2 separate regions of the Homo sapiens genome follow, and region 2 is linked to region 1. A link is an interaction called in ENCODE POLR2A ChIA-PET data of the cell type or tissue named here. Cell type or tissue: HepG2. All regions are shown on one strand. Links, peaks and the distances in the headings refer to the core of each region. The heading gives the core; the rest is flanking DNA.

Evidence for each region. ChIA-PET counts read pairs that join two places held together with the same protein. Peaks named below come from ENCODE experiments on the same cell type or tissue, not always from the same donor. Only the 100,000 strongest peaks of a DNase experiment are listed, where the experiment ranks them.
Region 2: POLR2A ChIA-PET joins it to region 1 with 53 read pairs; 4 of 35 experiments call an interaction of 5 or more read pairs at or near these places.

Annotation. Positions count from the first base shown.
Region 1 is chr3:105,497,427-105,514,462 of GRCh38, forward strand. The region is part of intron 1 of ALCAM (activated leukocyte cell adhesion molecule); the gene reads left to right. Among named protein-coding and RNA genes, the nearest start is that of ALCAM, 140 kb to the left of the region's middle. RefSeq lists enhancers at 6,704-7,234, 7,235-7,765. In HepG2, for the core only: no CTCF peak of the experiment used is centred there; a DNase peak (open chromatin) is centred at 5,975; H3K4me3 peaks cover 2,583 bases.
Region 2 is chr3:105,377,943-105,394,978 of GRCh38, forward strand. All of the region lies in intron 1 of ALCAM (activated leukocyte cell adhesion molecule), which reads left to right. Among named protein-coding and RNA genes, the nearest start is that of ALCAM, 20 kb to the left of the region's middle. In HepG2, for the core only: no CTCF peak of the experiment used is centred there; a DNase peak (open chromatin) is centred at 9,429; H3K4me3 peaks cover 395 bases.

The sequences.
Region 1 (17,036 bases), core at 2,891-10,890:
TGGATGTGTATTGTGCACTAGTTAGCCTTGCTTATTATTTTTTTTAAGTGAAACAGCATGGGTTGTTAGCAAATCAAATTTCTTTAAAAATAAATGAGCTTGGATAGTCTCCTGATGTCTACATTCCTCATGGCATAATAAACGCCCATCATGGTTTTGTGGTGACATTCATAGTTTCAAATATTTTGTCCTGCTGTCATGGTAAGTGCATTCATACGTGGAAGATTATATCCCAAGTTTGCATTTAGAAGATATAGTCACTGAACCCATATGTTGCCCATCAAAACTTTTTGGCTCTTACTGTTTGAAAGGGGAAATTGGGGGCCTGGGTGAGGTCGCTCACGCCTGTAATCCTAGCACTTTGGGAGGCCGAGGCGGGCGGATCACGAGGTCGGGAGATCGAGACCATCCTGGCTAACACGGTGAAACCATGTCTCTACTAAAAATACAAAAAATTAGCCGGGCGTGGTGGCAGGCACCTGTAGTCCCAGCTACTCGGGAGGCTGAGGCAGGATAATGGTGTGAACCTGGGAGGCGGAGCTTGCAGTGAGCCAAGATCACACCACTGCACTCAAGCCTGGGCGACAGAGCGAGACTCTGCCTCAAAAAAAAAAAAAAAGGGGGGAAATTGGACTATCCTTTGTGAAGCACCCACCATGTTCCAGGTTACTGATATCGTACATTCATTATCGACTTAATGCTGAAAGATAAGTGTGATTGTCCCTGCTTTACAGTTTGTGAAGTAGGGAGGTGTAGTGGTTAAATATATTCAAAGTCATATGGCTAGGAAGTCTGGTGTCAGGGTTCAAAACCAGGACGTTTGAGTTTCAAATTGCTGGGTTTTTTCCTCCACTCTTTATAGTATTCTGCTTCTGTATTCTGTAGTTTCTGGTCACACAAAACACAATGTAAAATGTCAGCATAAGTGGGAAGTTTTCTAAAAAGTAAATGTGTGAATAATGTGCTAAGAAATTCAGGACCCAGGTCTCAACACTACATAGAGAAGAATAATGACATTTGTCTTGAGTTTGGTATCCTTGACACCACCATGTTTTGTCTGTTAGCCTGCCAAATGTGTGTGTGTGTGTGTGTGTTTTAATCATCTTTCTCTTTATTAGTATAATATAATTTTACCTGCCTTGATATCATGTAGGCATAAGGTATTAGTCTTGTTCCATTTGTAAAGATTCCAGGAGTGTTCTGCTTTTTATAACACTTCAAAGTTTTGTGCTTGGAGCTCCACTATCCAAGAGAGGCAAATGGCTGTTAAGGAATCTAGTAAAACATTCCAATATAAAAACCTTCAGGGGCACATGGTGATCCATTAATAAAACAGAAATTCAAATGAAAACTTTAGTTTAACAATTAAGATGATCCTGACTCCTTGCTAAATTCCCATTGTCTTATGGGATACAAGAATGCAATATGAGATATTGTACAATGCCTTTAGTATTTTTTCTAATAGATTTAGTTCCATCACGAACTGCTAAAACAGTGTGAGAAAATTCTTGAAGAAGTTATATAAATATTAATGTATTTCAGAGTTTTGCTTATTGTATTGATATATGTTCAAAATGATGTATTTTTTCAGCAATACAAAGGATATAACTTATCTCACCTTTCTTTAGGCAAATGAATGACAACAAATTACAATAGTACAATATCACTAGATATCTTCTAAGTTCAGTGATTAAAATGTACCTACTAAAGAGAAATAATACTTTAATCACTGTAAAAACCCAAGCAAAGTAGAATTTTTCAAAGCCCTGTGGAGTGGCAACCCTATATCTTTAATATCTAAGAACTAGAAAATAATTTTAAATATACATATGTTTTATATTCCTTAAGAGCAAGTGACTTTAGGTGAGAGGAGACCAAAACTTAAGTGAATTACCATTTAAAGCAAAAGATCAAACTAGAATGTTAAATTGTAGCAAAAAAGGAAGAAATTATGTGACTCTTTCATACTATAATATTACCAGTTTGGAAAATAGGCCTAGTAATAAAGTTTGTTTTACTAATTCTTTCTAAATTCCAGGCCAAAAATATCATGTAACTTTAACATGGCTTTCATTTCCAGTCATGTACAGAAGAGTCCTTTAATCTTATCTTGCTAAAGAAAAGAAATATTTTTTGCCTTAAAACTGTATTCTATAAATCAGTTCATGTCTGTCTTTCTACATACAAATTAATTTCTGTTTGTTGATTAAAATCTGCTGGGGCGGAGAGGTAGCTGTTTGATGTAATTGGTCTATCAAGTTTAAATGCAAATGATTAAGTAGGGTAAACATTAGCAGGGATGGCAAACAGAACCAAAAGCATTTTCTCATGGTACTCTGCTGGAAAGCTGATGTGATTTCTAGACAGAACAGACAGCTTACCCAAAACTATCTAAGTACAAATATGGCTACCTCTTTCTTCTACATTCTCTCTCACCTGTTCCAATTAGCTGTAGGAATCCTCAGGGAGAACTGCATTTCACAATTAGATTTTAGAATTGCCGTACCCTTAATAAATACGGGAGCCTTTAATGTAATATCTGCTATCTTTTCTTATTTCAATTTACCTCACCTAACAACCACTTTGTTTTCAGAGCCTCTTTGTAGAAGGTCAGTGTGCAGTAGATTGGCTTTGTTCACAGACTACACAGGATCCTCACTGGAGGTTTTGTTTAGAGCTCATATCAGTTAATGTCTCCCAAATTATTTCTTAAGTGTTACACTTGATTTACCACCAGTTTCCACATTATTTCACAATACAAAAACTCACAAAAAATTACCATACTTTCTTCATATTAATACGACAAAGAATGATGAACTTTTCCTGTAAGCCTGCCTGCCTTCTTCTTCCTTCCTCTTTTCTCATCTCCTTCCTAGCTTCTTTCACTCACCATCTCTTCTTTTTTCCCTTTTCTTTCTTTTTTTCTTAGGATTCTGTATTTTTACGATGCAAGCTCTGTTTGTGGTGGGTGTTTAGATGACATTAAAAGATCTCTCTTTTAAAATATTTCCTTTCCAACTTCAGCAACTATGGAGAAAATGCTGATACAATATTTAAAATTTAATATACGAAAGTTAATTTTCTATTACATACTCCATTGCATGTTATAGTAATGCACTTGAAATATATTATCTCCATTTCATATCACCATGCCAAACTTACAAAAATTCAGTATCTTTAAAATACCAAGACTATTTAGAACAAATACATGATGTGGTGTTCATAAAAACAATATTGGATTAAGAGTCACAAGAGTCATTTCCTTAACTTGGTTCTATCTTCAACACTTTAAATTCTCTGGTCCTTAGCTTCTTTAGTTACAGGATGAGTGACTGCAATAAATTATCTCTAAGGTCACTTATCATTTCAAATGTACATCTTGGAATCACTAAACATTTCCTTATAAAAGGGCAATAACAGAAATATTTCCTACAGCTGGAGTCTTCTTATCTGCCAACCTCAACCATTCAGAGCCCAGCTCTGCAGGAAACACCCAGGTTTTGAGCAGTCAAAATAAATGCTGATGTCCATGAACCAAACTTTATTCACAAGGAAACTCCTTGGGCCCCTCTCACAGAGACTGTTTACTCTTTACATTGAATCTCTTTTAAAGTTTGATTATGTTGTTTTCAAAGGCCTGGCATGTTAGTGGCAAACTGGAAAGGGACTATGAGACAATCACAGAAGGGAGCAATAAATGGGCGAGTGCTTCGAAGGCTCTGAGGTGCTGCACAAATGCGGGCTGTTATCATTAGCGAGAGTGACTGACAACTGACAGGAATAGTGAGAGAAAAGATAAATCATTGTAAACAAAGCACAGGAATTTCAAAATACTGTTTGGGGTGGGGCTGTTTAGTATATTGGCAAGTCGGTTGAAACAGTTCAGTAATTCCTGAAAGTCTCACTGAATTATAGCATAGTATGTGCTTATAGAAATAACAGTTATCAAGGAGATGTTTATTTACATTCTGAATAATATTTGGTTTAACAGATAGTGTAACTGGAAAGTGAAATCTTAAGCACTATATAATGGTATTTTGACATGTAATTTTATTTGACATCAGAAGAGTATGCAAGATGCTCCAGATGTTCCAAATATTCTCCATCTAAAATAATTTAAAAATAAAAATCTATAAGGTATAAGAATCTAGATTTCAAATACCTAGAAAATAATATCTGAGTGATCTTGAATACATAAAATATTACTTTAATTTTGAAATGTAGTTTATTTTTCTTATCCATAATGGTAGTAATTAAGATGAATAATATTAATTCATTTTGTTCCCTATTTAAATGAAACAGTACTATGCCTGAATCAGAATTTCCTGCATGCAGCATGGCTTCTAAGCTCACAAGCTTATTATGAGAGTAGTATTGGAAAGATATAAAGCATAGTGCCTGCCAATACTTAAAACATATTACATGCTGAGGCAATGCAATAAAAATGTTTAATAATTCTTAAGTGATAGTGGCAACCAATCTAAAGCAAACTCAAGTTACAGTTGAAAACACTTATCAATTGATATAGAGTTAGAAACCAAAATCAAAGTTTGTTCAATGTCAAGTTACTAAAATATTCATTGAAAACTCCAACAGCAAATTAAATTATAAGATGAAAATAAGAAATCTGACATACTATCTTTTTGCCAGTCCAGGCATAAAAGTAATAGGGCTAGAAATTCCAACTGAAAATTAACTGTATGCTTTTTCTCATATTGGAGAATCTGAATCCTAGAATATTTAAGCCTTGTCTTATATCATATTATGCATAAATAAACTGAAGCCCAAGAAAGCAAGGTCACAATGAGGTTAAGATGAAACAAGAAACTTGTTTTCTCTAGTCTCTTTACACTAGTGTTCTTTCAAGTATGAGTTATAAAACAGATATTTTATGTAGAATTTTTTTTAAAAAATTCTTATCATCTACTACCTAACATTAGTGGCAGACAGCATTGTAAGAATGAAGACCTGGGTGGTTATCAGAGTCCATGTTCTTCAGGGCTTGAGGCCATGCTTTTGGAAATCATTTCCCAGAGCCGGGGCATTTGAGGAGAGTACAGAAAAGCAAATGAATGGTGAATAGGAGAAAGGCCATCAGCCAGGCAGCTGCAGGTTAGACGGATGGATTGACTTCCCAGCAGAGCAGGGCACAGTTTGCTCAATTACCCTTTTGTACAGCTGGGAAAGAAAGACAGGAACATCAGAGACTGCTATCTCTCAGTTACCAATAACTTTTGAAAGAGGTATTTGAAAGACATATAAATGATATTTTCCACTGCCTCCCTGTGCAGGGAAAGCATTGTATGTCAAGTCAAAACTGAAATTCACTAGTAACCAAAATTAACAGCCATAGTCTTTGGCAACTATCTTTGGTCACACTATCACCTAGAATTGGCTTTGTACTTTGTATCAGAGCTTTACATGAGGTCCTTGATCTACTCATCAGTGTTTTCAGAAAGACTTCTGGATTCCCAAATAAATTCAGAAACTTCTCTTAAAAAGAAAAATTAGTACTGATTAAAAAGCACAGTATTACAGAACTTGTTATTAACATTTTATTTTTGCATTTACTTTTTCCAATCTCAAATTGGTAAGCACAAAGCTTAAGAAAACAAACAACAGTATTTCTTTAGGAGAGTTTAAGTTCCAGCTTTGGGTTTTTCTCTTTCTGTAGTTTATAGTGTGTGGCAAAAAGGGCTCGCGTGTGTTAAAGCCAAAATGCATTTTGCATTAACAATTTGCGTTTAGAAATCCAAGCACCTAACACCACCAGAGTTAATATTTGCTTTGGACTCTTCTACTTATTTAGTCTCAAGCTTTTCCAAAGAGCTAACACAAAAAGACAGCTTTCCTATTTGCCTAGTGAGTGTGTGATTTCACACATAGTGTATGATATGCTTCTACAGAGACTTGGTATTAGCTGTTTTTCATGTGAGCTGTGTACTTAGTTATGTTGGGAAATGTGAACTTTGTAGTTGAAAAATGCAGCAAACTGACTGAGGCTCATATCGATTCTACTTTAGAAATGTCTCCTGTCTCCTTTTCACTGTGCCTCTTTTTCATTCCCACTGCCCTATTTCACTATGAGTACATAACCTAAACACTTTAACACGATTACCTTCCCCGAGTCCCTTCTCCAGCTAGTTTGCCTTCATACTGCTGCCATAATTTTCAATAGCAAAAATCTGACCACTTCACTGCCATCCTTAAAATGAACCAAAAATCCTTTTGTTGACTCCACATTCTTTACAGAATAAAGTCCAAATTGTTTAAGCTATTATTTAAGGCTTTCAAAGTATCACCCCATTGCTTCTTTCCCAGGTGCCTTTCCTTCCATCACCTCCTACAGCCCCTAAACCTCAGCCACACTGGCTGAACATGATTATACCCTTGCTCCAGCCTTTCTCTTGCAAGGAGTTTCCTTCATCCTTCTTTCCACTTGAAGAAATTCTTATCTGTGATGATTCAGTATAAATGTCCATTCCAGGCAAAGCCTTCTCCAGCCTATTCATCAATCCCTCCTCTGCTCCTGCAACATTTGGCATATAATCTCCATTATTCCAATAAATAAAAGCCAAAGAGACATAATAACTTTCAGCACTCGTTGTATGAAAAGCACTTTTTTAAAGCAACTTATACTTATTAATTTAGTATATTCATGATAACACTATGAGCATGATACTATTAAAAGGGGGAAAGTTCCCTTGTCCCCCTCACAGGGCATGCGACAGGGGTAGTGGCTCGCTTCTTCAGTGCCCCACTGCTCAAACCTCTAGGGAGCACACAGACGGGCAGGTTATGGGGCAGGTTATGGAGCTCCGACCCTATCGCAGTGTCTTGTGCTCTTTTAGTTTCGCCGTCTATAGGCGGCTTGTGTTAACCAGCTTAATTAGACCTTCTACGTTGTCACAAGGACAGAGGGCTTTCTGTATCTCGGGTTCTTGCCTTGGTGTACCGGAAGAATCAGATCACGTATGGGCTTGGAGAATGAGTGCAAGCTTTTATTTAGTGGAGGTAGCTCTCAGCAGATGGGGGAAGCCAGAAGGAGGATGAAGTGGGAAGGTTTTCTCCTGGAGTCTGGCCACTCAGCGGCCTAGCCTCTCCTTCAGCTGCCCCCGCCAACTCCGCGTCTGTTTCTGCAAGCCCACGGCCTGCCGGCCTGCTGGTGCCTGTCAATACATACCTCTTGACGTCCAGCTGCTCGTTTGTTCCCCCCACCTTCCCCCCGCCGATGTGCTGCTCCTCCAGACGACCACCTGTGTGTCTCTGCCTGCTAGGGTCTCAGGGTTTTTGTAGGCCCAGGATGGGGGCATGGCAGGCCAGGGTGGTCTTGGGAAATGCAACATTTGGGCAGGAAAACAAAAATGCCTGTCTTCACCTAGGTGTGGGGACACAGGCCTGGGGGTGGAGCCCTAGCCAGGGACCACGTCCCCCTCTACCCAGCTCTTCCCTTCCCCCTTCTGTATCATTTAAAGGGACCACGCTCTTCCCTACCCAGCACTTCCCTTCCATATCACTATCATTGTCCTCAATTTTACAGCTGGGAAACATTAGTGCATATTGGCTAAGTAACTCACTAGAAGTCACCTAGCTTATTAGTAGCAGAGCTGGATTCATCCTTACCAGGTCTGAGGCCAGAAACAATGCCTTAATTGCTACACTCTGCTGCTAATTATGTTTCATTTCTGTCTTCTAGATTTTTATCTCCTTGGAAGAGGTAGCTTATTTATATGTATATGTTGTATTAGACCGTCCTCTCATTGCTATAAAGAACTACCCGAGACTGAGTAATTTATAAAGAAAAGAGGTTTAATTGACTCAGTTCCACCAGCTGTACAGGGAACACAGCTGAGGAGGCCTCAGGAAACTTGCAATCGTGGCGGAAGGTGAAGAGGAACCAGGGACATCTTACATGGCCAGAGAAGGAGGAAGAGAGTGATGAGGAAGCTGCCACAGGCTTTTAAACCACCAGCTCTTATGAGAAGGCACTATCTTGAGAACAACAAGGGGGAAATCCACGCCCATAATCCAGTCACCTCCTACCAGGCCCCTCTTCCAGCATTGGGGATTATAATTAGACATGAGATTTGTGCAGGAACACAAATCCAAATCATATCATATGCCCAGCAGGAGTATAGTATCTGGACATTTTAGCCAATCAATAGCTTTATGTCCAATTTATCTGAATTAATACGAATCAGAGCCTTTTAGATTAAGGAAATTTTATTTTTAAAAATAAAAATATTTTCACAGAAAAACATTCTTAGAAAAAATATTGAAGACTGTTTGGCACAGATCAGTAATAAATAACTTATTAAATTCTAATCAGATGTTTAGCATATATCTTTTACAGTCTTTGGATTATATCAACAATATTAGATAAAGATATAACCTACACTATTCTTCAGATATATTTAATTTTTTTCATTTTCAAAAGATTTTATTGGCTTTCCCACAGAAATCATTATAAATATTCTCATAGCTACAAAGGCTTTAGAACAAATAGAAAATTTCCATAACTTTATCTTTCTGAAGTATAATTGTGTTGAAGTATGATCAGCGATTTTTATTGATCTTATGTGTTTACCTTGGTGACTGTTAAATAAGATTTTGTATTGGAAATTTTCTTTGTTGAACAGCTCCCTGTTTTTAAAATTAGAAACACAAATTTATGGATTTCTACATAACAAACTCTCTAAAATGATACTCTTTACCTAAGAAGTATGTAATATATGCCTGTTAATTAAACATGTACTAATAGTTATATTTGCATGTTGAGGCTTCCTGCAATTCACAAAACATAAAGAAAATGTTTTAAATTGATTCTAGGGGTGGTGTTCTTATTAGCTGTTGTAAATACACAGAGAGGTAGAATTGTAGCTGAAGAACACACACTTATAGCATATTTTTGTAGGACTCAGGTGGGAATGAACTTGAAAATTACCATTGGATTTTCAGACAGTAATACAAAGTATTTCAGTCTTTTCCATGTGGTTTGTTTGTTTGGTTTCCAATTAATTACTTCCTGGGGGAAGCATTGGGAGTTGTTTCAGTTATAGATTCATAACAAAATGAGATTCATAAACTAAATACATGATATAATCTGAAGCCCTGCTAGGACTCTTACAGCTCGTCTTTATAACCTAGTATTCCTTTAATGAGTAGGAACAGTGAACTTTTTTTTAAACCCAAATGACACTATTGTCTTTAAAAGCTGTTAAAAATAGCAGAGCCAAAGACGTAATATTATAATATTCAGTTAGGGGAATTTTGAGTGTCATTATCTCCCTAAGCAGTAACCATGAACAAATTATCAAAGCCATTGTCTCTTTTAAAATGGAAAGATGAACCAAATGTATTAGCACCTCAGTGGGATTGGGAATATGTGAAAAACATAATCATAAAACAGCAATTGCTAAGCCTCTACTCAAGACACTCTTGTTCATCAGAGGTTTTGGTGCTGTTGGAAAGTCAGCACCTGCTGAAATCTGCCTGGGGATTCAGCTGCCTAGACTGGAATCACCTCTGCTAATGGATGCCAAAGCTTTGCCCTTGAAGATGTTTGTGTCCTTCCCTCTCCCTATACCAGTGGAATTTAGATGAGACTGTCTAAATGTAGAATATATTGCATAGGCTGAAGAAATTGTGTGTATCACTTGTTTTTAATTAATAGACTATTTTTATCTGTTCTTAGTTTATGGAAAAATTTGAGTGGAAAGTAAAGAGCTCCTATATAGGCCCGCAATTCCCTGCCTCCCCACCCCCTTGCCCCTAGTTTCCCCTATTATTAACATCTTTGCATTAGTGTGGTACATTTGTTGCAATTGGTGAGCCGATGTTGATACATTATTATTGACTATAGTCCCTAGCTTACATTAGATTTTCCTGTTGTGTTGTACATTTTATGGGTTTCGACAAACACTTAATAATGTTTATTCATTATCATATCAGAATAATTTCACTGCCCTAAAAATGTCCTGTTCTCCGTCTATTCATTCTTTCCTCCCTCCCTTGAGACCCTGGCAACCACTGGTCTCTTTACTATCTCCATAGTTTTGCCTTTTCCAGAATGGCATATAGTTGGAATCATACAGTATTTAGCCTTTTCAGACTGGCTTCTTTTACTTCGCAGTATGCATTTCAGGTCCCTTCGTGTTTTTTTCATGGCTTGCTGGCTCATTTCTTTTTATTGCTAAATAATATTTCATTGTCTGGATTACCACAATTTTTTCATTCATCTGTTGAAGGACATCTTGTCCAAGTTTTAGAAGTTATAAGTAAAGCTTGTATAAACATTCTTGTTCAGGTTTTTGTGTGGACATAAACTTGCAACTCATTTGAAAAGTCGTTAATTGTGAAAAGTGTTTTTGACAGAGAGGAAAGACACAGGTCTTTAAGTTAGAAAGACTTTAATCTCAACCTTGCCATTTTAGTCATTCAGTACGTTTTTATTGGAGGTCTACTGTGCTACCCCTGCCGTTTTTGGTGTTAGAAATGCATATAGGGCTCCTCTGCCTGTAACCTGAGTGCCCCACCTACATTAAAAAGCCTCATTAGACTTCTGGTTCCTGATCTGAAAGATGCCTATCTTCTTGAATATTCATGATTTTCTATTTTATTTTGAAAATTAGAACAGCTGCCACGGACAGGACTTGTATTTCCTGGGAGCAAGTGCCAAATTGCTACATAGCATCCCATTGAGAAAGAAGTGATAAAATGTGTTAGTTCATTTTCTTTCTAGTCCTTCTAACCTATATGTTTTTTAAAATATTTGTCTAAATATGAAAAGCATTTTAATACTTTCCAAAACAATATTCTTGAATTATCCACAATATAAAATGAAATAAGGACATGGAATCATTTTTTGTATATCTAATAGTGATGAGAATTGGACTTGAGCTGAGAATTCATTTTGAGCTCTATCTCCATCACATACTGGCTTCGTGATATTGGCTTATTCTCTTGACTTTGCAGGGAGAACAGTTTCCTATTGGTAAAATGAAGGATAATAATATTTGTTCATCATACAGGTTTCTTTGCTTATCATACAGGACTTTTGTGAAGCCCAAATGCAAAAATGTACAATGTATATAAAAGAATGTTGCAAACTATAAAACACCATAAAAACATTCAGTATTATTACCAATTGCTTTAATGTATTTCTAGGTCTATTTAATCTTTTATTGTATATATTTAATCTATACAACATGAGGTTTTGATATACATATGCCTTGTGAAATGATGACTACAGTTAAGCAAATCAACATATCACTCTCCTCACATAGTTATCATTTTTTGTGTGTGATGAGAGTACCTGAAATCCACTCTCTTAGAAAATTTCTACTATACAGTACACTATTATTAACCACAGTCATCATGCTGTACTTTACATTTCTAGTTGTGTCCTATACAGTTGTAACTTTGTAGCCTTTGACCAACATCTCCCCACTTCTGACATCTTCCCACCCCTGGTAATCACCATCCACTCTCTGTTTCTGTGTATTTGCCTTTTCTAGATTCCACATATAAGTATGATTATGTAGCATTTGTCTTTCTTTGGCTTATTTCAATTAGCATAATGTTCTCCAGGTTCCTCTGTGTTGTCACAAATGGCAGGGTCTCCTTTGTTGAGGCTGAGTAATATTTTATTGTGTTTGTATCTATATAGACAATTTATTTATCCTTTCATCCATAAATAGACACTTTGGTTGTGTCCATATCTTGGCTATTGTGAATAATGCTGCAGTGAACAGGGGAGTACAGGCATCTCAGTATTGATTCCTTTCTTTTAGGCATATACCCAGAAGTGGGATTGCTGGATTATCTGGTAGTTCTATTTTAACTTTTTGAGGAACCTTCACACCGTTTTTCATAATTGCTGTACCAATTTACATTGCCACCAAGAGCGTACAAGGATTTCCTTTTCTCTACATCCTCATCAATACTTGGTATCTCTTGTTTTTTCAATAAGAACCATCTTAACAGGCATGAGATGATATGTCATTGTGATTTTGATTTAATTTCCCTAATGATGAGTGATGTTGAGTACCTTTTCATATATCTATTGGCTAATTATATGTCTTCTTTGGAAAAATGCCTATTCAGGTCATGTGCCTGTTTTTTTTATCTGCTTCTCTGTGGGTTTTGTTTTGTTTACTACTAAGTTTTATGAATTCCTTACATATTTTGGATATCAACCCTTTATCAGGTATATGGTTTGCAAATATTTTCTCCCTATTCATAGGCTGACTTTTTATTTTGCTGGTTGTTTCCTCTGCTGTGTAGAAGCTTTTTAGTTTAATATAGTCTTACCTGCGTATTTTAATTTTGTTGCCTGTGCTTTTGGTGTCTTATCCAAAAAAATTATTGCCAAGTCCAATGTCAAAGAGCTTTTCCCCTATGCATTCTTCTAAAAGCTTTAAGGTTTGTCTTACATTTAAGTCTTTAATCAATGTTAAACTCATTTTTTGTATATTTTTTATTTTTAATTTAACTAACCCCTTACTAAATTGGGGTGGGATTTTTTCATCACATCAGTACTGAAATCTTTATTTTCTGGAATTTCATAGTCTACTAATGTCAGTGGGTCAATACGGTTATGATCTGCCTAATTTCCTCCAGATGTTAGGATCCTCTGAAAAGCAGATGTCAAAATGGATTTAACATACAAAGAATGTATTAGGAAAAACACCTATGCAAGAAAAAATGAGGAAGAAGATGGGGGTGGTCGGTGTGGAGAATAAGCATACCGCAGAGTAAAGATGGTCCCAAGTGAAAGGGAGAGGATATGAAGGTTGGGTGGAAGCGTTCTAGACTGTCATGCAGTCTAAGGAAGGTTCATCAGGGAATCGGGGTATCCGTGAGCTATAATCAGCCCTCATAGGAGTCTCTTGTAACCAAGAAACTTGCCTGTCTTAGTATACTTGTTGCATTCAATTATTAGCTGGGAACAGCTGGTAAAAGTGTAACCTTAGCACAAATCTGGTAATAGACAGAATGTGGCAGTTGGGTAAGTTATGTTCCCAGCAGTTGGAGATCTATGAGGAACATTTTCATGTCCACTAGACTTCACAGAGACTTTTTTCCCTAAATAATAAACAAAAGTGATGAACCACTTATTTAATAATGTTTTACTAAGGATGTGAAGAGGAGAAGCAGAGACAAGTGAGACAGAATGCAAATATTACCAAGTGTGGGAAACCATCTGAGAGCAGGCACATTCCCAGAAGAGGGGTTCATGTCAGGGTTTAGTAACACTGTCCTCATGTTCGAGTTCCTGTGTAATCAGTCTACAGGTGCCATTGACCTGCTGTAAGAACTTGTTTTCCTTATCCAGTGTTTTTGTTTATGTTTTACCACCTTGTTTGTGATAGCTAGTCTTCCAAAAATTCTTCTGGGCGGTGCATTTAACCATTTCCTAAATTGCAGAATAAATATAAGACATTAAAAAACTACATTTGGCCTCTGGGATATAAAATGAAGTTTTCAAAGAGTTAAAATCTTTGGGAGTACTGGAAAATTTCAAAACGGGAGGCACCTTCAGATGCAGATTTCATACCCTTAGAAATGATAAAACTACCTTTCAATACAGCTTCCTATATTTCTCATCTCTACTCATTGCCTTCCTAAATTATCTTGTTCTTTTTCCCATCTTTCCTCCCACTCTTCAATTAAGAAGAATGACTGTCAGGAAAAATGGAACACATGAAAAGTTATTGTTAAAATATTAATAGATGTCAGTATGACTCTCTAAGTTCATGCATTCCAGAGTTACCCCACTGGGCTACCATTGTGGGCAAGCTACAATGAGCATGACTCTCCATTCTCACTCAGTCCTTGAGGTGACACACCATCTCTTAAGGCAGAAAGATGATTTTATCTTCAGATAGCAGATTATACTGATTTCCCAAGTGTATGTGACTATTTGTTTTATTTTTAATTTCCTCTTTCCTGTGCTTTTAGTCTCCTTCAAAAATTTATCTTGGACAAACATTCCATCTCTCCTTTCTCCTCAAAGCTAGAAAACTAGATCTTATAGTAAGCTGACTTCAGTTCTTAAAGAAAGGACAAAATGCCATAGAAAGCCGTAATATTCTTCCTATGACCTTAACTTATATTGCAACCCCTCCAGGGAGCTGTCAATTAAAAGCATGGAATTTACACAAATCTAAGTCTCGGAAATCAGCCAGCAAGCTGCACCAAATATGTGGAAAAATCTATTAAATAGCTTTTTAACCTTTACTACTTACCATGTTTGATTGTACAAATCTATATCCTCAGGAGACATAGGCAATGCTAATTGTGATTCATGTGAAGAAAAGAGCAAAAAGGTATTTCAACTGATATAAACATTTTTCAGTATGAGGTTAGATACTTAATGTGGAATATACCAGAAGCTAGCATACCGGACTAGATCACTCAACCAATTCAGAAGCAGAAATCTACTACTCTGCTCATTTAGTAGCCCTAATAATCCACTTTTTTATCCCTGGTAATTCACTACCTCAATTATAACACAGCATTTTCTAAGTCTGTAATTCTAATACTATTGAATATTACTTTAAAAGCTAAAGCAATACAGTTCATGTAAGCTATTATTAACAGATGCTTTCTGTGAAAACAATGATGATCTTATTGGCTAAAAGTCTTTGTGATATATTTTTTCTAAAGCATTTTGAGGGATATTAAAGCATTAGAAACTTTTGGTTTTGGAGTTTGGTAGTGTTATCAAAGATAGCTTTGATTTTCTCAAATCAAGAGATCTTTTTGTTGTCATGACATTAAACTATTTGCAGAAAACAAATTTAATAATGTCACAATAACTGTGAGTTCTTTCTGAAGACAGACTTCATTCTAAACTCCAAATTTTCCATTACTTCAGATGATTCAATTAAGATCCTTTGGGAAGCATTATGCCTGCCTTTCTGTTGAAATGTTTTTACGAATGCAGTACACTCTTCTTCTTGCTAAAATAGGTGAATTGTATTCATAATTTCAATACAACTTATGTGGTAAAATGCACAGGAAAGTGTAATTTTTCTCCATTTAAGTAGAACTGATACTCTGAAATAGTTAAACTTAGATTTTCATGCTCAGAAAATGTACAGAGCAATAGAATCTAAATATATTCATCTGTCCTTTGCATTACTTAGCCTGAATTAATATAACTAATATTTCAAATATAAGTTTCTACATCTCCAGTTAAGCTAGTTCCCAAATGAAGTCAACAGGATCAGAATCTAGACTAAATTGAAGAAAATTTAGTTCTTTAGCAAGAATTAAATTGAGAAAATGAATCAGGGGAGAGGGGAGCAGAAGGAAAATCATACTTTGCTAGTTATTTTTATTGTATTGACTAATTATCTGAGTGAAGGACTCTACTTATATGAGCACCTTAAGGACTCAGCCTCAAATCCTAATTAGAAGTATAATAGTAGGAAATAGTCAACTTTCGGAACTTCAGTTAACACAAATTATTAATTACATACATGTTTTTGAGCAAAATATATAGTATAAAGAAAAACATACTTAAACATTTCTCCTGTTTAGTCCTCCTTACTATGAAAATCTACTTTAAAACAAAATAGAGGCGATTGTTCTTTTTACACACAAAATCTAGATTTTTTTGGTTCATTGTATTCTTTCTGCCTATCCCCCCCAAAGCACCCCCTTCCCACGCATACAGAGCATGAAGTATTTTTAAATGTTTTTTATTTAAGTTTATCACCACTTAAGGGCCTGTGCCTTACTTAGCATGTTGGCATAGACCCCATAGCCTGGCCAAAAATACTCATCATTTAGGAATGATGACTTGGTAACACAGGGGTTTCATTGTGGACAAGTATGTGGAATCTCAGTCTCCTGCTCAGAAAAAAGAATGTGAGGATCATTGCCAAGGAAACCCTAAAGCCCAGTGCTTTTAGTGACATTTCAAATGTAAGTCTAGATCTGTGTACTTTTTTCCATCTATATTATATTCCATTAAAATGTTTTTAAAGCAAAAATAGCTTTTGGGGGGACAATTTTAAGAGGGGACAATTTTGGGGGAACACTAATCTCAAATCACCACAGTGCTCCCCTCTCACTACCCTGTAGCTGTATTCCCTAAAATTTCAAAGAATAGTATAGTAGATGCCTTAAAGTTCATTCCTGGATCTCAAGTTAAGAAATGCTAATGAGTGCAGTAGAATCTGCATATATTCTGATTTAAAATTCATGAGGCAACTCAAAAAATAAAAATAAGGTTTCACAACTTCAGTCAATTCTGTTGCTTTTTGATCATTTCTAAATAAGATTTTTGCTTATAATTTAAAAATGGCCCCAAAAGGAATCCAAATGCTAGTGTTGATGCTGAAAGTAAAGAGAAAATAGAGATCTAACATTTTATTGCATTTTATTAGAGAAATTTTATGTGCGCTTATGAATTTGGGAAAACTGCCAGTCTTAGGACATGTTCCTTATGAAGATCAAAGATCTACTCTGTAGAAATTGTTATAATAAAAATTGAGTTTGCCCAAAGAGAGAAAACCAAGCGTCACTCAGTGCTTCTCATGCACTGTGCTATTGAGGTAGTTCCTATCTTCCCATCTATAGAAACCTCAATTCAGTGATGAGGTCAAATGAAATTTCCTCCAAGAAGCTTTTACCAATATCCTCAATCTCATTGCTGGGATTCCTTTCTATACAGTCCCACAGCATTTGGTTTACCAACCCAAAACCTCACACTGATTTCATCTTGTTTCTTAAGGAAAAGGCCTCTGTATTTTACTTATACATTTTCTTCACAAAGCACACCTAAAACTTGCCCTGTAGCAGGTGTCCAATAAATATTTGATGCATGATTGAATGATTCGATGATTTTTGAGATAGGCCTTAAAGGAAACATAGGAATCTGAACAGAGTAGATGGGGCCAAGGAACCATAAAATTAGGTAGAGATGGGGTAAAGCCTAAACTAATTGGGAGAAACTGTGACGTATCCAGCCCCATAGATCATTTCATGCTTGTAGAATAACAAACTATCAGGCTAAGGTAAAT
Region 2 (17,036 bases), core at 6,047-14,046, 120 kb before region 1:
CCCTGTATAATAGTCATTACTAAACAAACTTCAGTTATTTTTAAGTAAATCATATTTCGAACAATTATTCCAACAAGTTTAAGCCTTAAGTAAATCATCTTTTGAACAATTCTTCCAACAAAGCTTGTCAGAATTTTGTATAAACTGATAAAAAGTACAATATTTTACAAATTTTTTTAAAAATCAGTGCCACTAAATATTTTTCACCTGTAATTTTTTAACCCATTAAGGAAAGTAGGAATAAAATCTATTTTAGTCACTTTTACATAGAAAATAGCAGGATATATATATATAGTTTTGAAAAATTATATGCCGAAAGTAATATTTTTAAACAAATGATAAATATTCATAATGGAGGTAATGTTTGTATGCACATACTGTAATTTAATGAGTAAAGCAGTTTCTGCCTGGTATTTAGTTTAGATGTTCAAATCTGGGGCACTTATACTTTATTCTGCAAGCATTTTCCCTACCTGGTGATAGGTACAACACTTTCTAAGAAGAATGTTTATGGTGATTTTAAGGTATAGGTTTTATATTTTTGCAGAGATGGTCATGGATCTAAGTATGAATAACAGTTTTGATATCAGATCTAAGAGTAAAATGTAATTTATATTTGGATTTACTCCATTACATAAATCCCCTGTTCCACCCAGCCTCAATGGATACTGGCTAGTTCTCAAATAGTTTTTTTTTTTTTTTTGAGAAATGCTTGTTTAGTATAAGATTAAATAGCTTCTCTGATCATACTAGAATGGCAAATACGTATCTGTTTATTAAAACAAAACCTTTATCCACTCAGCTGTTTTCCTCTTTGCTGTTAGAAAATGCCACCTTTCTAAAAGAGATTATAAAATAGTAAAAAAGGAGTAGGGTTTCAGGGTATGGTTTGGAGGTTATCATTTTCTAGAATCCATCCAAAGTGTTTGGTTAGAAATGATTTGAACTGCTTGAGTAGTGATTTGATGGTAGGCAGTATGGCCGTATCTCCACGGTATAAGAAGACTATTCTCCAGGCTTGATCTTCATGAACTGTCTATGCTCAGAGACTCCAGACTGAAATCTGCATAGCATAGATTTCTTTATATAACAGCTCAAGAGCTTGGGCTATGGATCAGAGCATGAGTTTGCTTTCTAGCTTTTGTCTGTTTTTTCATTTGTTAATTGAGGATAGCAGCCAAGTTCATTTGGTAGGAATATTCAAGAAGGTAATGAATTTATATTATGTTTGTCAGTGCCTAGCACATTGTAGACACTCAACCAAATAATAATCATTATGAATCACATTTTTCAGTAACCTAATAATATCAGTTATTCACATCAGAAAAACTTGTGAAATACTTCATTTTACTGATTGAGAAATATTTCAGTTCCATCTGAATACATTTTGGGCTTCCATAACTAAACTGAAAAGTATATTTTATTAGAATGTTTCATAATCTCAATGAATGTCAAGTAACCTTTCAGTTTTATCATCTCAGGAAAAACAAAAGAACATAATTGAAAATTATAGCTTTAAAATGTAATTTTCCACAAAAAAAAGAGAAAAAAACACGTGTTAAAATTATAAAGACATATGTAATGCACTATATTATTCTCAGAAATTGACATTATTATATGTGTTTCTGTAATTTGAAAATATTAGAACTTAGAAAGAAAAATTTCCGATTGTTACAATGCTGTCATTTTGATAATAAAATTATGATTTTAAATACATTATTTCTCAAGTGTAATTCAATAGAGGGAGCTCCACTGCTTCCCTTTTATGAGCACTGTAGGATGCTTCCATTTATTATGATTTTCCAATGACCTCTAATTTAATAGTGAACATTATTAAAAACCTATAATTTTAATATTAAGGATATTTTGGAAAGTGAATAGTATCCTCTTTCTATTCATATAATTCAAAAAATGCTTCCACAAATAATATGTGTTTTAAAGCCCCAGTTCTTAGTTCTTTGTACCTTTTGCATAATAACTCACTAGACATGATTAAAGTAGGTATACTCTTGAGAAACATACTTTAATACACCAAGGCATCAAAAGAGAAAAAAGTTCATTTCTAGTGATAAAATAATGCATGTTTTCATATTAATTTTGTGGTAGCTATTAAGTTAAAACTGTTATATATTTGAATAGTAGACAAAATCTTTTAAAATTACTCTGCCTAGATTTTTAACCAAATGGTTACAGATTTCCACATGGAAATGGTCTTCTTCCTTTTTTATTTTCTCATATATTCCCTTGATTTAGGTAATCCCAAATTGTATTTTCAAGCTAAATTGATATTCATCATCTTATCTATTATTACTTTACCTTTTAATTTTGTTATGATGAAAGAAGTTGTTGGGTTGATTTTGTTCAAAAATTTATAATTTTGTCAAAAATCCACTAACATGGTTAAAAAATTTAAATGGTTTCAATTTTATAAGACATCTCCTAAGATGTTTCTACATAAGGGAGTTATCCACTCTGTGTGTGACCCTGACAATTCATTTACCTTTTATGAGGTTCATTTTTCTCATGGAAGTATTGTACCATGTGATTTCTTCACAGCTCAAAAATTCTAAGATTCAAAACTATATTTTGATTTAGAAGAAGAATATGCACGCGCACTTGTATGTTTGAGTCAGTGTTGAGCAATAATTTTACCTGAAGTCTAATTAAGGAAAAAAAATTCAATGATGGGCCTCATTTTTAAATTTGAAATGGAAATGATTTTATTACATTCTATAGAAAATTGTATAATATCACACATTAGACCTCCTAATTTATTACTAAAATTATATCAGTAAATGAAATCGTCCAATTCTCTGGTATATTTAAGAATTGTCAACACAGAAACAGATTTAAAAATCTCATATTGAAATTAGATTATCTGTCACGACGGCCATACTGGGAAAGGAGCTTTGTGATAAAGGCCTGTGGGTTCTTCATCACAGTTTTAACAAATCACAATTTAAAATACCTTTTAAAGTAAGTGCCCATTTTATTGTGCTTACTTTCCATTATAGATCAGAGTTTGAGAATATGGTGTCTGTAGCCAAATTGTTTAGTTTTGAAACCTGTGTCTCCTTTCTCCAGTTTCCCAGTTGGGTGGCATTGGGGAAGTTGCTTAAACCCTCTTCTGTCCTAATCTATGCAATGGGAATAATAGCACCTATCTTGTAGGATAGCTGTGAAAGTTAAATGAATTAATACACATAAAGTTCATTAAACAGTGTGGTTGTCAGTAGTAAGCTCTTAAGAGGTGTTAGTATTATTCAAGTATTTAAATAAATTAAATCTCAGTTAATCTTTCCCACTTCCCCAAAATACGATTATACACCCAACTGATTCACATAGATATTATACATAAAGAAGAGAGGCCACAGGTTCAGAATTATAAAATTGCCAGCTGTAGCTCCTCTCCACTCTACCTTTCTTTCCACTCAAAAAAGAGAATCTGAATGAGAGTGATGTCATGTTTTTATGGGGCGTAACCTTGAATCTACTCACTCTGTAAAACAAATAAACCATTCACAAACTCCAAGACTTTATCCATTAATTGTTAGTATCATATTCATTATGTCATAGTTCCCATCTGTTAATGAAACATCATTGCATTGCAATCTTGAGGTTGAAATATAAATTTAAAAGTGAATTTGAAGCTAAAAATGAGATGCTTTGCAGCCTATAGTTTACAGTGTCTAAAAGCAATTGTTTTAGGTCATTAGTGTAAGTAGGCCATAGGTAACTTAGGAGTATACAAGTGACTGTGCTCGAAAGACATTTATGTAGACTCTGTAGATTCAGAGTCTACACAATAATAAAATAGGGCCCAGTGATCATATTTTAAGAAACCAAAAGAAGTAAACATTTTCTAACATATTTCTCAAACTTTAGTCCCTTCTAATCTTTTCTCCCCTCTGCCATCAGAGTGATGTAAGATCTGAATCAACTCTTTTTTTTATTGTCATATTTTATTTTACTTTATTTTTTTATTTATTTTTTCTTTTTTATTATTATTATTATACTTTAAGTTTTAGGGTACATGTGCACAATGTGCAGGTTAGTTACATATGCATACATGTGCCATGCTGGTGTGCTGCACCCATTAACTCGTCATTTAGCATTAGGTATGTCTCCTAATGCTATCCCTCCCCCCTCCCCCAACCCCACAACAGTCCCCAGAGTGTGATCTTCCCCTTCCTGTGTCCATGTGTTCTCATTGTTCAATTCCCATCTATGAGTGAGAACATGCAGTGTTTGGTTTTTTGTCCTTGCCATAGTTTACTGAGAATGATGATTTCCAATTTCATCCATGTCCCTACAAAGGACATGAATTCATCATTTTTTATGGCTGCATAGTATTCCATGGTGTATATGTGCCACATTTTCTTAATCCAGTCTATCATTGTTGGACATTTGGGTTCTTTCCAAGTCTTTGCTCTTGTGAATAGTGCCACAATAAACATACATGTGCATGTGTCTTTATAGCAGCATGATTTATAGTCCTTTGGGTATATACCCAGTAATGGGATGGCTGGGTCAAATGGTATTTCTAGTTCTAGATACCTGAGGACTCCCCACACTGACTTCCACAATGGTTGAACTAGTTTACAGTCCCACCAACAGTGTAAAAGTGTTCCTATTTCTCCACATCCTCTCCAGCACCTGTTGTTTCCTGACTTTTTAATGATTGCCATTCTAACTGGTGTGAGATGGTATCTCATTGTGGTTTTGATTTGCATTTCTCTGATGGCCAGTGATGATGAGCATTTTTTCATGTGTCTCTTGCCTGCATAAATGTCTTCTTTTGAGAACTGTCTGTTCATATCCTTTGCCCACTTTTTGATGGGGTTGTTTGTTTTTTTCTTGTAAATTTGTTGGAATTCATTGTAGATTCTGGATATTAGCCCTTTGTCAGATGAATCAACTCTTATAACTGCTCTGCTTCAAATACTTCGGACACTTCCCAATATAGTCAGGGTAAAATAGTAACTTCTTAATATAGCATTTAAAGTTTTTCTTACATTTCTCAGAACAATTTTTCTTGGAATTCCATGTGCTAGCCATATTTCTAAATGTGCCATGCCCTTCCTGCTTCCTGAGTGGGTTGTTATTCACGTCTCTGTCTTATTCAAGAACACCCTTTGCTTCACACCCTCTCAATCACCCTTTCTTTGCCTGAATAACGTGTATCCCTATCCTTCAGAACACAGTTTATATGCCATCACCTCCAGAAATTCTTCCCTGATCTCTCTAAGGTGCCTGTCCTCTGTAGTTCCAGAGTTCATTTCATGTATTGCCTATTCATTCTTCTCTCTCTCCCTTAGTGAATTTTTATATTCCTGGAGGCAGGAGCTGTGTCTACTTAATCTTTTTTCTACCCAGCGTCTACTGATACATGGTACATTTTCGGTACACACCCATGATGATTGAATAAATGCATTAGTCAAAATTAGATTTCTTAGTCTACTGATACATAGAACTTTCTCAGTACATACATGACAATTGAATAAAGGCATTAGTCAAAATTACATTTCATAATTATCAATGAAGCCTATTTTAAACAACAACATATAATGTTGTATGAATAAGAAATATCTACATTGAGAAAATTGTTCAATTTCTTTTAAAAATTGAGGGAATGACAACTCTCCTAAAATATGGTCCTAAAAAGAATTTGCCTTATTCTACCCATGCTATGCAAATTGAGTGCTAAAACAAATGGAATAAAGTTAGATTTCTTCTGAGTGCCAATCCAAGTTAACATAAGTACTCTTCTTGAGTTTCCATATTGAACATAGTCTGTTCATTAAATGTGAGATCATCCTGAGAATTATAGAAATTTATTTAAACTAATTTATTTTAAAAACTGTAGGTTTGTGAAGATACTAAAACTACTTTTTCTCCCACAGGATAATTGTAGACATACATTCAAAATAGAAGTAAATTAATGGTAATATTAGTTCTTCTATTTTTAATTAATAGATTAAACCTTTGGATCACGGCATTTCTCATAATCTAGCAGAAATAATATAGAAAAGACTTCATAAGCAGATTGATCAGTCACGCAGGCAGTATTTAACATATTTGTACCACTGAAAATACATCTGTACTGTGGACCATGTCTTGGATGCTTTTGAGAGTAAAATATTAGAGAAAATTTGGAGAAAATCTGGTTTTATTTTTACAAAACTATTGACTATTGAAAGAGAACTTTAAAATTCAGTCACTAACTTAACAAAATTATATAAATTTGAATGATGTTTCATTTTTACTGAAAAATAAACCTTGTGCTCTTGAAACCAACATATCATTTTGAGAAATAAGTCTTTACTGATAAAAACAGTGCAGAATTGGATTTATCACAGATCTCATTATTCAATGGTACTTAATAGCTGAGAACTTAATAGTTTTAAGTCTGGTGTCACTTCTCTGGACAAAATAATCTTAAATTCTTATAATCTTTCAACTTAAGTCCTTTTTTTATAAGCTTTGTTTTATTTCCTTACTTTACTTTTGATCCTTCCCAGTCCTTCAGAATTTTAACTTCTATATCATGGTTTTACTCTGCCAATTCCCATATTACCTTCCCAATTTACCTTGTTAGTAAATTTTTACTTCTTTGGTCTCTGAGGCAAGCTGTCTTCTGAATTCTTGCCCAGAAATTCTAAGACTTTTCTAATATATTATTAAAAATACTTGTCCAGATAAACCAATATAAATACAACACATTACCACTGATAACTCTCGTTTATTAAATACCTGCTGTACTCCATGTAAAATAGTACTTTACGAAAGAATGGCTAATATATTTGTATAACCAATTTTAAGTTTAAAAACTGTGACTCTTTTTTAATTTTTTAAATTATAAATTGTAATCTCACTTTCAGCCTTTTAAATATAGGACTTTGAATGCAGTATAGTTTATGTATCAAGAAGTAGCCAGAGCAAAGACATTATCAAATAAAGCCAAGTAAACAAGACTTTCTCTTTGTTGAAATATATAAACCTAATTGGGCCATATCAGTGATCAGTTAAGATTCTGGATTAATCAAAGAGGCTACATGACAATTTTTTAAAAAATCTTTTCTATTACTTGAAAAAATGTCACCCATTTCTAAGACAAATACTGTCTAGTTCCTGGATTCTTGGCATGTAATCTAGGCTTCACGTTCTTGATGTTGTCACCCAACAAAATAATCTTTCCACAAACATATAAAAATATATGGAGTTCTCAATTTTCCATGGAAATAGAATCTAGGGTTAATGTGGTGAAATAATTTTCATTATTAACAAGCCTTATTTTAGTATATGTAAATAGGATTAGATTGAAAAGCCAAGTTTTATAGTAAAAGATGTGATTTCTGTAAAAGAGAGTATTCTGTAAAAGCTGGAGGACAAGTGAAGCTTAAAGGAGCAGCTTGTACTGATGAGAAAGGGGAGAGGAATGAGTGGACCTCTCTTCAGAGAGGAAAGAAAGATAAGATGAAAAGCCAGCATGAAAAGGAACTTGCTATTTAAAATTACAACAAACTGTTTATGTGGACCAGTAGCATCATGATGTAAAATAAATTTTCTTTACTGCTTTGCCATGACGCTTAATTGATAATACATTCTAGTAAGCCCAAATTTGAATCTCTTCTCGATAACTAACATTCAGTTAATTTCTTATTTCGAAGTGGGAAGAGCAATGGCTGGAAAGAAACTTCCTACAGAGAAATTCTGATGCAAATATGTCTTGAAATCCAGAGCATTTTGGTCCAAATTTAACAATGTGTGTCAAATTTTACAACAGCAGATGTGAATTTATGGTTCTTTATTAAGTTTTAGGAATTCTGAATTGTATTTGTCTGCTTAATTCTATAGTGAAACTAAAGCTCAGTTAAATAGTCTAAAGAATGTTACTTAATAGTAAAATTACATAAATATGCCATGCACATGTTGGCTTTCAACAGAGTGCATTTGAATATATTCAGATCTGTGGTGGGTGCTGAAGACTTGTCTATATAGGTTCAGTTCCATAACTGAACCAGTGAGAATCTAGAAAACCAGTGTTTTCAAAACTACTCCCTCATGGGTGAATGGAGCACATACTATTGAATGATCTGCTCTAAACTTAGGCATTGGTGGGCCTGAAATAAGACTTGGGCAGTGAGCATCTGCTTCTCTTCACCCAAAGAGTTGACCTTCCAAGACTATAGAGGAAGTTAAAATTAAGAAATGAGTATAAGAGAGACACAAGTAGGTGACTTCTCAAATTCTGAAAAGGGAAGTTTGGGTAAACAAATCTGAAGGAAGAAGAAATTAATATTAGAAAAGCAGAGTTAGGAAGACAGAAGTGAATCAGTAAAATGTCTTTTGTTAGAACAGGTGCTTCTACATCTGTTTTGAATCAACTGCACAATGGTTTATGCATGGGCCAACTGAATAGAAATACTCAAGGCTGGCATAAATGGATTTGGTTCCAGTTACAGATTTCTTTGTTTTGTTTTGTTTTCAAAAATAGAGCCCAATTAAATCCATCCTCATTGGTTGTAGACATTACCCTAAATGTCTAGTGTGTGCAAATGTTTCTCTATACCCTACCTTCCTATCCCTATTCCCCATGGGTCCCTAGCATTAGACCCTGCTTCCTGACAGTCTAGACTTGGGCTTGTCATTATACCACCATAAATTAGACCCTGCTTCCTGACAGTCTAGACTTGGGCTTGTCATTATACCACCATAAATATATATATATATATCTGTAATTGTTTCCTTAGTGAATTGAAGGTTTTTTCATTTAAAATTAAATTTGTGTGGAAAGTATATTCTTTCCCATCAAGTTAGGAATATTTAAAAGAAGTATACATGTTAGATGCAAAGCGCTAATTCAGGAATGACCAGATAACTAGTATCATTATATTCTTTTTCCAAGTATATTCCCCAATGTTTGGAATGCTGTTCTTTTGATCTTAACTCTTTCATCTGAAAGCACCCATCAAAGGTTACATGAGCAAATTACCCAATAAATGTTATTTTTCCAATAGTTTCAGCCTCACCCTACTTAAAATTATATTGAATGTTCGTGACAGTTCAAATTGACAAATTTTCAGTTTGCCTCTTCTTTTTACCCCACGTTATTCTCCAAATAGAAATCTTGAGATTTTTTCCACAAGATAAATCTTTAGAATAACTGAGGACTAATTATATGTTCCACAGCAGTCTGTAGTAGTCTCACAGGCTGAGCGTCCAAATGAGGTTGCTGCTATAGGGAAGGGCAGGCGGAAATAGAAATAAAATAAATAATCCTTCCCACCCTCACACACACACACACACACTCACACACACAATCAAGAAACCATCAAACAAAGCTCAGAAACATTTCAAACATAAGATCATCTTTTACTTTACTTTTTTGTTGCATGTTTACTTTGCCTTCTGGAAATATTGCACAATCTATTAGCTTTTTCTCTTTAGATGTTTGAAGGATACAGAAGGTACTACTAACTTAAAAAAAAAAACATTGATTCTCACAGCAGAACCTGTGTGTACTTGTTCACTACATACCTACATTGTTAAATATAGTTGCTTCACAAACAATACAATAAGAAAGAATTTAAGAAAACAGATTCTATGTAAATAGTCTGCGTCACTAACTCTATTATTTAGTGATTAAACGGAAAAATATTTAGTATTGAGTGTTGGTTCATCATTGTTGAATCAGTAACGGTTACCAGGATCATTGTCAAGTTAATAATTGAGACCAGGAACTTCCTTCTTGCTGAGGGCTTTTAGTAGTGATCAGTGGCAGAGGGATATGAAAGGCTGGAGAAGAAAACAGGAGACCCAGTCCTGCCTTTACCAGCAGCCCTGAGATTTTGGTTAATCACTTCATATTTCTGTTCTGCTTCTTTGCTTATACAATGACATTAGGCTACAGCTGAGTGGGCTCCCTTCCGTGTGGTTGTGAGACTTTATTCTACTGCCAAATAAAAATAATATTTGCATTATCTCTTTTTTTAATATTTGCACTTTTTTGTTCTCATCAGTATCCATAATGAAGCACTAAGCATGTAACATTTTGCAGATTGAGATTTCCCAGTCACCATGCACCATAAATAAAATAATTGAGACATAGGAATAAAAATGCATTACAGTATAAACAAGCAGTAACAGAGTGTGGAAAATAAAAAGACAAGGAAGTACAACCTCTCCTCTGTTTAACACTGAACAAAATTTTTGGGAGAGTATAATGTTATATTTATAAATAGAGCAATTAGATTTGGTTCAGAGAAAAGAAAATGATTAAACCTATAGAATACAGTTGTTGTAAAGAAGGGAAAAGACCTGGAGAAGGAAGAAGTAAAAGGTGAATTAATAGCTGTGATGAGAACACTGATCCATGATTCTTCATCTCCACAGACGACTGTCCCACAACAAAAACAAAACAGCATGCAATTGCTGAAGGAAAAAGCTAGTTCCTCAAATTTGAAATGCTACTTTTGAGGAAGACTCAGGGACTTCTACCTCTTAGAGTATTACAAAATGTTATACATATACCATACTCCAAGCAGAGATGTTCTGCTGTCTCTTTAAACTTAGTTTAGTATAAAAGGATGGTAAATTTGGTGATAAATTTAGTAATAAATGCAACATTTTTCTTATCTGTAACTTAATAGGAATAAACTAATTTAAGATTCCTTCTGTTTCAAATTCTTTATGATTTTTTATTTTGGGGATGTTGGACTTGAAGCTTCACTAAATATTCGGTTATAGAAATACTTTTCTAGGAAAACTTATTAGGGTTAAGAAACCAGATATTTTTCTTTTAAAAAATATGTAATTCATATATTTTGAACTTAATAATTAGATTCCAAATGGTCCTAATCACACCCTGTGGATCTTTAGCTCTTGAGGATTCAAAACTATGAGATTTTACAATCACGTTTTAGATAGTAAAGATTGAATGAGTATGTTAAGGCTTTCATGAAAGAAAAATGGAAGAAAGAATAATTGAAACAAGTAACTTAAGTGGTGGGCAAGTAAAATCTGTAAGCCAATTTCTTTGTCTGTAAAATGAGGAGAATAATAGTATTTATATGAATTCTTTGTTGAATGAACAAAGTGAGATAATTTTTGGAAAATGATGAGCAAAGTGAATGGCAAGTAGAACAGACTTCAGAAATGTTAGCTATTTATTATTTACACAAGAAAAGTGGAAGGTATGGTGTACTAAATATGACAAATATGACACATTCAAACAGAAAAGAGGAAAAAATTTCTGTTATGTAGAAAATTATCCCACTACAATTTTCTTTATCCTTATTTATTAAAAATACGGGATGAAAGTAAGAAAGAAAGATACGCAAAACAGTGTGTGGTATGTTTGCTTAAAACGGAATGTGTTTTGAAACACACAAAACCATATACCTACTTGTATGCTCATATATACATAGTTTTTTTTTTTTTTTTTTTTTTTTTTTCTAAAAAACACACAGGAACCTTAATAATGGGCTTCTCTGAAAGGGAGGCCTGCGAATATGAGATAGGAGGGAAGCCTTCTTATTTTTTAAGTATATGCTTTATCTGATTTGAATATTTATAATGTGTACATTATTTTAAAATAAACTACTAGTGCAAAATTAGTATTATTTTTTATTTTTTACATTTAATTTTATTTTAAGTTCCAGGATACATGTGCAGGATGTGCAGATTTGTTAAATAGGTAAATGTGTGGCATGGTGATTTGCTGCACCTATCAACACATCATCTAGGTATTAAGTCTTGCATGCATTAGCTGTTTATCCTGATTCTGTCCCTCCCCCCTACCCCCTCAACAGGTCCCATTGTGTGTTGTCCCCCTCCCTGTGTCCATGTGTTCTTATTGTTCAGCTCCCACTTTTAAGTAAGAACATGTGATGTTTGGCTTTCTGTTCCTGCATTACTTTCCTAAGGATAATGGCTTCCCACTTCATCCATGTCCCTGCAAAAGACATTATCTCATTCCTTTTTATGGCTGCATAGTATTCCATTGTATGTATGTACCACATTTTCTTTATCCAGCCTATCATTGATAGGCATTTAGGTTGATTCCATGTCTTTGCTACTGTGAATAGTGCTGCAATGATCATACCTGTGCATGTATCTTTATAAACAGAATGATGTCTATTCCCGTGGGTGTATACCCAGTAATGGGATGGCTGGGTCAAATGGTATTTATGGTTCTAGGTCTGAGAGGAATCACCACACTGTCTTCCACAATGATTGAACTAATTTACATTACCACCAACAGTGTAAAAGCATTCCTATTTCTCCATAGCCTTGCCAGCATCTGCAGCATCTGTTGTTTCTTGATTTTTTAATAATCGCCATTCTGACTGGGATGAAATGGTATCTCATTGTGGTTTTGATTTGCATTTCTCTAATGATTAGTGACTTTGAGCTTTGTTTATATATGTTTGTTGGCTGCATAAATGTCTTCTTTTGAGAACTATCTCTTCATATCCTTTGCCCACTTTTTAATGGGGTTGTTGGGTTTTTTTCTTGTAAATTTCTTTAAGTTCCTTGCAGACCCTGGATATTAGACATTTGTCAGATGGATAGATTGCAAAAATTTTCTCCCATTCTGTAGGTTGCCTGTTCACTCTGATAATAGTTTCTTTGCTGTGCAGAAGCTGTTCAGTTTACTTAGATCCCATTTGTCAATTTTTGCCTTTGTTGCCACTGCTTTTGATGTTTTGTCATGAAATCTTTGCCCATGCCTATGTCCTGAATGGTATTGCCTAGATTTTCTTCTAGGGTTTTTGTAGTTTTGTGTTTTACATTTAATGCTTTATCATCTTGAGTTAATTTTGTCTGATGTATAAGGAAGGGGTCCAGTTTTAATTTTCTGCGTATGGCTAGCCAGTTTTCCCAGCACCATTTATTAAATAAGGAATCCTTTCCTCATTGTTTGTTTTTGTCAGGTTTGTCGAAGAGCAGATGGTTGTAGATGTGTGGTGTTATTTCTGAGGCTTCTGTTCTGTTCCATTGGTCTATGTATCTATTTTGGTACCTGTACCATGCTGTTTTGCTTACTGTAGCCTTGTAGTGTAGTTTGAAGTCAAGCAGCATGATGCCTCCAGCTTTGTTCTTTTTGCTTAGGATTATCTTGGCTATATGGGCACTTTTTTGGTTCCATATGAAGTTTAAAGTAGTTTTTTTCTAATTCTGTGAAGAAAGTCAGTGGTAGCTTGATGGTAATAGCATTGAATCTACAAATTACTTTGGGCGGTATGGCCATTTTCACTATACTGATTCTTCCTATCCATGAGCATGGAATGTTTTTCCATTTGTTTGCGTCCTTTCTTATTTCCTTGAGAAGTGGTTTGTAGTTGTCCTTGAAGAGGTCCTTCACATCCCTTGTGTGTTGTATTCCTAGGTATTTTACTCTCTTTGTAGAAATTGTGAATGGGAGTTCATTCATGATTTGGTTCTCTGCTTGTCTATTGTTGGTGTATAGGAATGCTGCTTATTTTTGTACATTGATTTTGTATCCTGAGACTTTGCTGAGGTTGCTTATCAGCTTTGGGGCTAAGATGATGGAGTTTTCTAGATATAGGATCATGTCATCTGCAAAGAGAGACAGTTTTACTTCCTCTCTTCCTATTTGAATATCTTTTATTTCTTTCTCTTGCCTGATTTCCCTGGCCAGAACTTCCAGTACTATGTTGAATAGGAGTGGTGAGAGAGGGCATCCTTATATTGTGTCGGTTTTCAAGGGGAATGCTTCCAGCTTTTGCCCATTCAGTGGGATATTGGCTATGGGTTTGTGATAAATGGCTCTTATTATTTTGAAGTATGTTCCTTCAATACCTGATTTATTGAAGGGATGCTGAATTTTATCAAAGGCTTTCTCTGCATCTATTGAGATAATTATTGTGGTTTTTTTCCTTTAGTTCTGTTTATGTGATGAATTACATTGATTGTTTTATGTATGTTGAACCAGCCTTGCATCTGGGGATGAAGCCAACTTGATTGTGGTGGATAAGCTTTTTGATGTGCTGCTGGATCAGTATGCCAGTGTTTTATTGATGATTTTTACATCAGTGTTCTTCAGGGATATTGGCCTGAAGTTTTCCTCTTTTGTATTTCTGCCAGGTTTTGGTATCACGATAATGCTGGTCTCACAAAATGAGTTAGGAAGAAGTCCCTGTCTTTCAGTTTTTGGAATAGTTTCAGAAGAAATGGTATCAGCTCCTCTTTGTACCTTCAGTAGAATTCAGCTGTAAATCCTTCTGGTCCTGGTCTTTTTTTTTGTTTGGTAGGCTATTTATTGCTGCCTCAATTTCAGAACTTACTATTGGTCTATTCAGGGATTCCACTTCTTCCTGGTTTAGTCTTGGGGTGGTGTATGTATCCAAGAATTTTTCCTTTTCTTCTAGATTTTCTAGTTTATTTGCATAACGGTGTTTATTGTATTCTCTGATCGTTGTTTGTATTTCTGTGGGTTCAGTGGTGATATCTCCTTTATCATTTTTTATTATGTCTGTTTGATTGTTCTCTCTTTTTTTCTTTATTAGTCTAGCTAGCAGGCTATTTTATTATTATAATTATTATTTAAAAAAAATAGCTCGTAGATTCATTGATTTTTTTGAAGGGTTTTTTTATGCCTCTATCTCCTTTAATTCTGCTCTGATCTTGTTTATTTCTTGCCTTCTGCTAGTTTCTGGGTTTGTTTGCTTTGGGTTCTCCAATTCTTTCAGTTGTGATGTTAGGTTTATGATTTGAGATCTTTCTAACTTTTTGATTTGGGCATTTAGTGCTATAAATTTACCTCTTAACACTGCTTTAGCTGTGTCCCAGAGATTCTGGTACACTGTCTCTTTGTTCTCATTGGTTTCAAAGATCATCTTGATTTGTGCCTTAATTTCATTATTTACCCAGGAGTCATTCAGGAGCAGGTTGTTCAATTTCCATGTAGTTGTGTGATTTTGAGTGAGTTTCTTGATCTTGAGTTCTAGTTTGATTGTAGTGCAAAATTATTGTAACAACAGTATTACTACCAAAATTGTAGACAAGATACATCTTCTCACATAGTAATTTATTTATTATGAATTGAGAAATTAGGAATTTTGGTTATAGTTCCTATGAAACTTTAGGATAACAGTTGTGCTCATTTTTATGTGTTGCTTGTTTCTTTTCCCCGTTAGGCTTGCGAATTTTTTTCTTATTTGTTACAATAAACCTACAAACATATTGAAATTAAAATGATCTTTCATTTTTATTGCCATTCTTATATTAGTCTATGTTTAAGTTAAATCACATTTAAGATGAAGTTGCATAGTTTGCTTCTTGATTGATGTTTTGAAGTGATTTGCAAATGTAACAATGTAAGCCTAGAGGATATCTACTAAAAAAAAAATCACCCAAACATACAGTTAACAGAAGTGCAAATATTCTTCAGTAGAAATAAATTTATACATGTTATGGCGAGCAAGTATGAGAAGAAAACATACCATAAGAGGAATTTAAATTTTGTATCAATAATTTTTTGACACTCAAGATTGTTGAACCACACTTAATACAATGGATTATTTTAAAAGCTGTGGCATAGTATTTCTGGAGAAGTATTTCCTAAATTCTTGTGATCCAGATAATTAGACCACAACCAAATTAATTTTATAATGGCATATACTTATACTCACTCTTAGAATTCACAATAGAAATGAGCTTTGCTAACTCCTGGTATAAAGAAATTGTTTACATTGTTTAACCTTATGTCTGACTTGAGACATTTGGAAAACCAGCATTTGGAAAGCAGTGTTTTGAAGTAAAATATACTACATGAATGAAATACAGTGTCTAGATTTAGGACTATTTGATGTCTGGTACCTTCTATAACCATAATTCTTCATTATAAGTCAAAATACAACAGAAGAACAAAACAAATAAATACAAAAAGCCCTATTATTTATTTCCATGAAGATACATGTAAGTTTTCCACATGATTTGGAATTTATATTATCTAAATTTTTATTTTAAGCTCACTCAAATATAGATAATTGCAAATTTGGAAAAGCAGTCAGTAATATCAAAATACTGTTATTTTGTGCCTGTGTATTTTTACAAAATATTTCGAGTCCATTCTTTCAAGAGGTTCACATCAGTATTCAAGTACTATGGTACTTTCACTAGTAGCCAAGTACTATAGTACTTTGACTAAGTATGGTAACAGCCTGTAAGCCTCCTAAAGCTGAAAAGATTAAAATTTTATTCTTAGACAATTGAATCCACTAATACAAAATAATTTAAAGTAATCGGTTAATTTTGTTTACTTCGCATTTTACTTTGCTATGTGTTTCCCTGACATATGACTCACTACCTATGTATGTCTGTGTCTGAGAAGGACATACATAGCTACGCGGAAGGGACATGCGAGGGATGAGGGAAGCATAGGCATGTTGAGGTACTTATCTCCTGCAGAGCAAACACGTCATGATCTGGAAATGACTGCATTTCCTCCCACGTGCCTAGGCTTTTCTGAATCCCTGGTTCTCTTTTCAACAGGCCCATAGAAATGTCTCTGCTTCTTTGTTGTTATTTACATTTACCAAAACTGCAGGGATTTCCTTAGATGCCTTCCAGCTAGTCTGGCTTTATAAATCAGACCTATGTCCCAAAGGAATTTTAACAAGTTTTCACTATTTTTGGGAAAACACAGGACATGTAATATATTCCATAAACTACTCCTGAAAATATTTTTTTAATTTCAGAGTTAAATTGTGTTTAGTACTACACAACTCCAATTTTCTCCTGCAATCTATAGATTTATTGACATCTGCAAAATTGTTTAGGCAGAAAGGTGGTTTCTTTTTCCATTTTAATATTAACTGCAGCCATAAAACAAGCATGGCAAACCAATGACTATATTTTGGGAAATTTTTTAGATAATTCAGTAGCTTACACAAATTGCCTTTGTTTTTTCTGAGCCTATTATAGCAGACCTGTAAGGTTTGGTTGTATATATTCATTTTTTCTACTAATGTGGAAAGTAGTTGTAGTTTTATAATTGGTGAAATAAA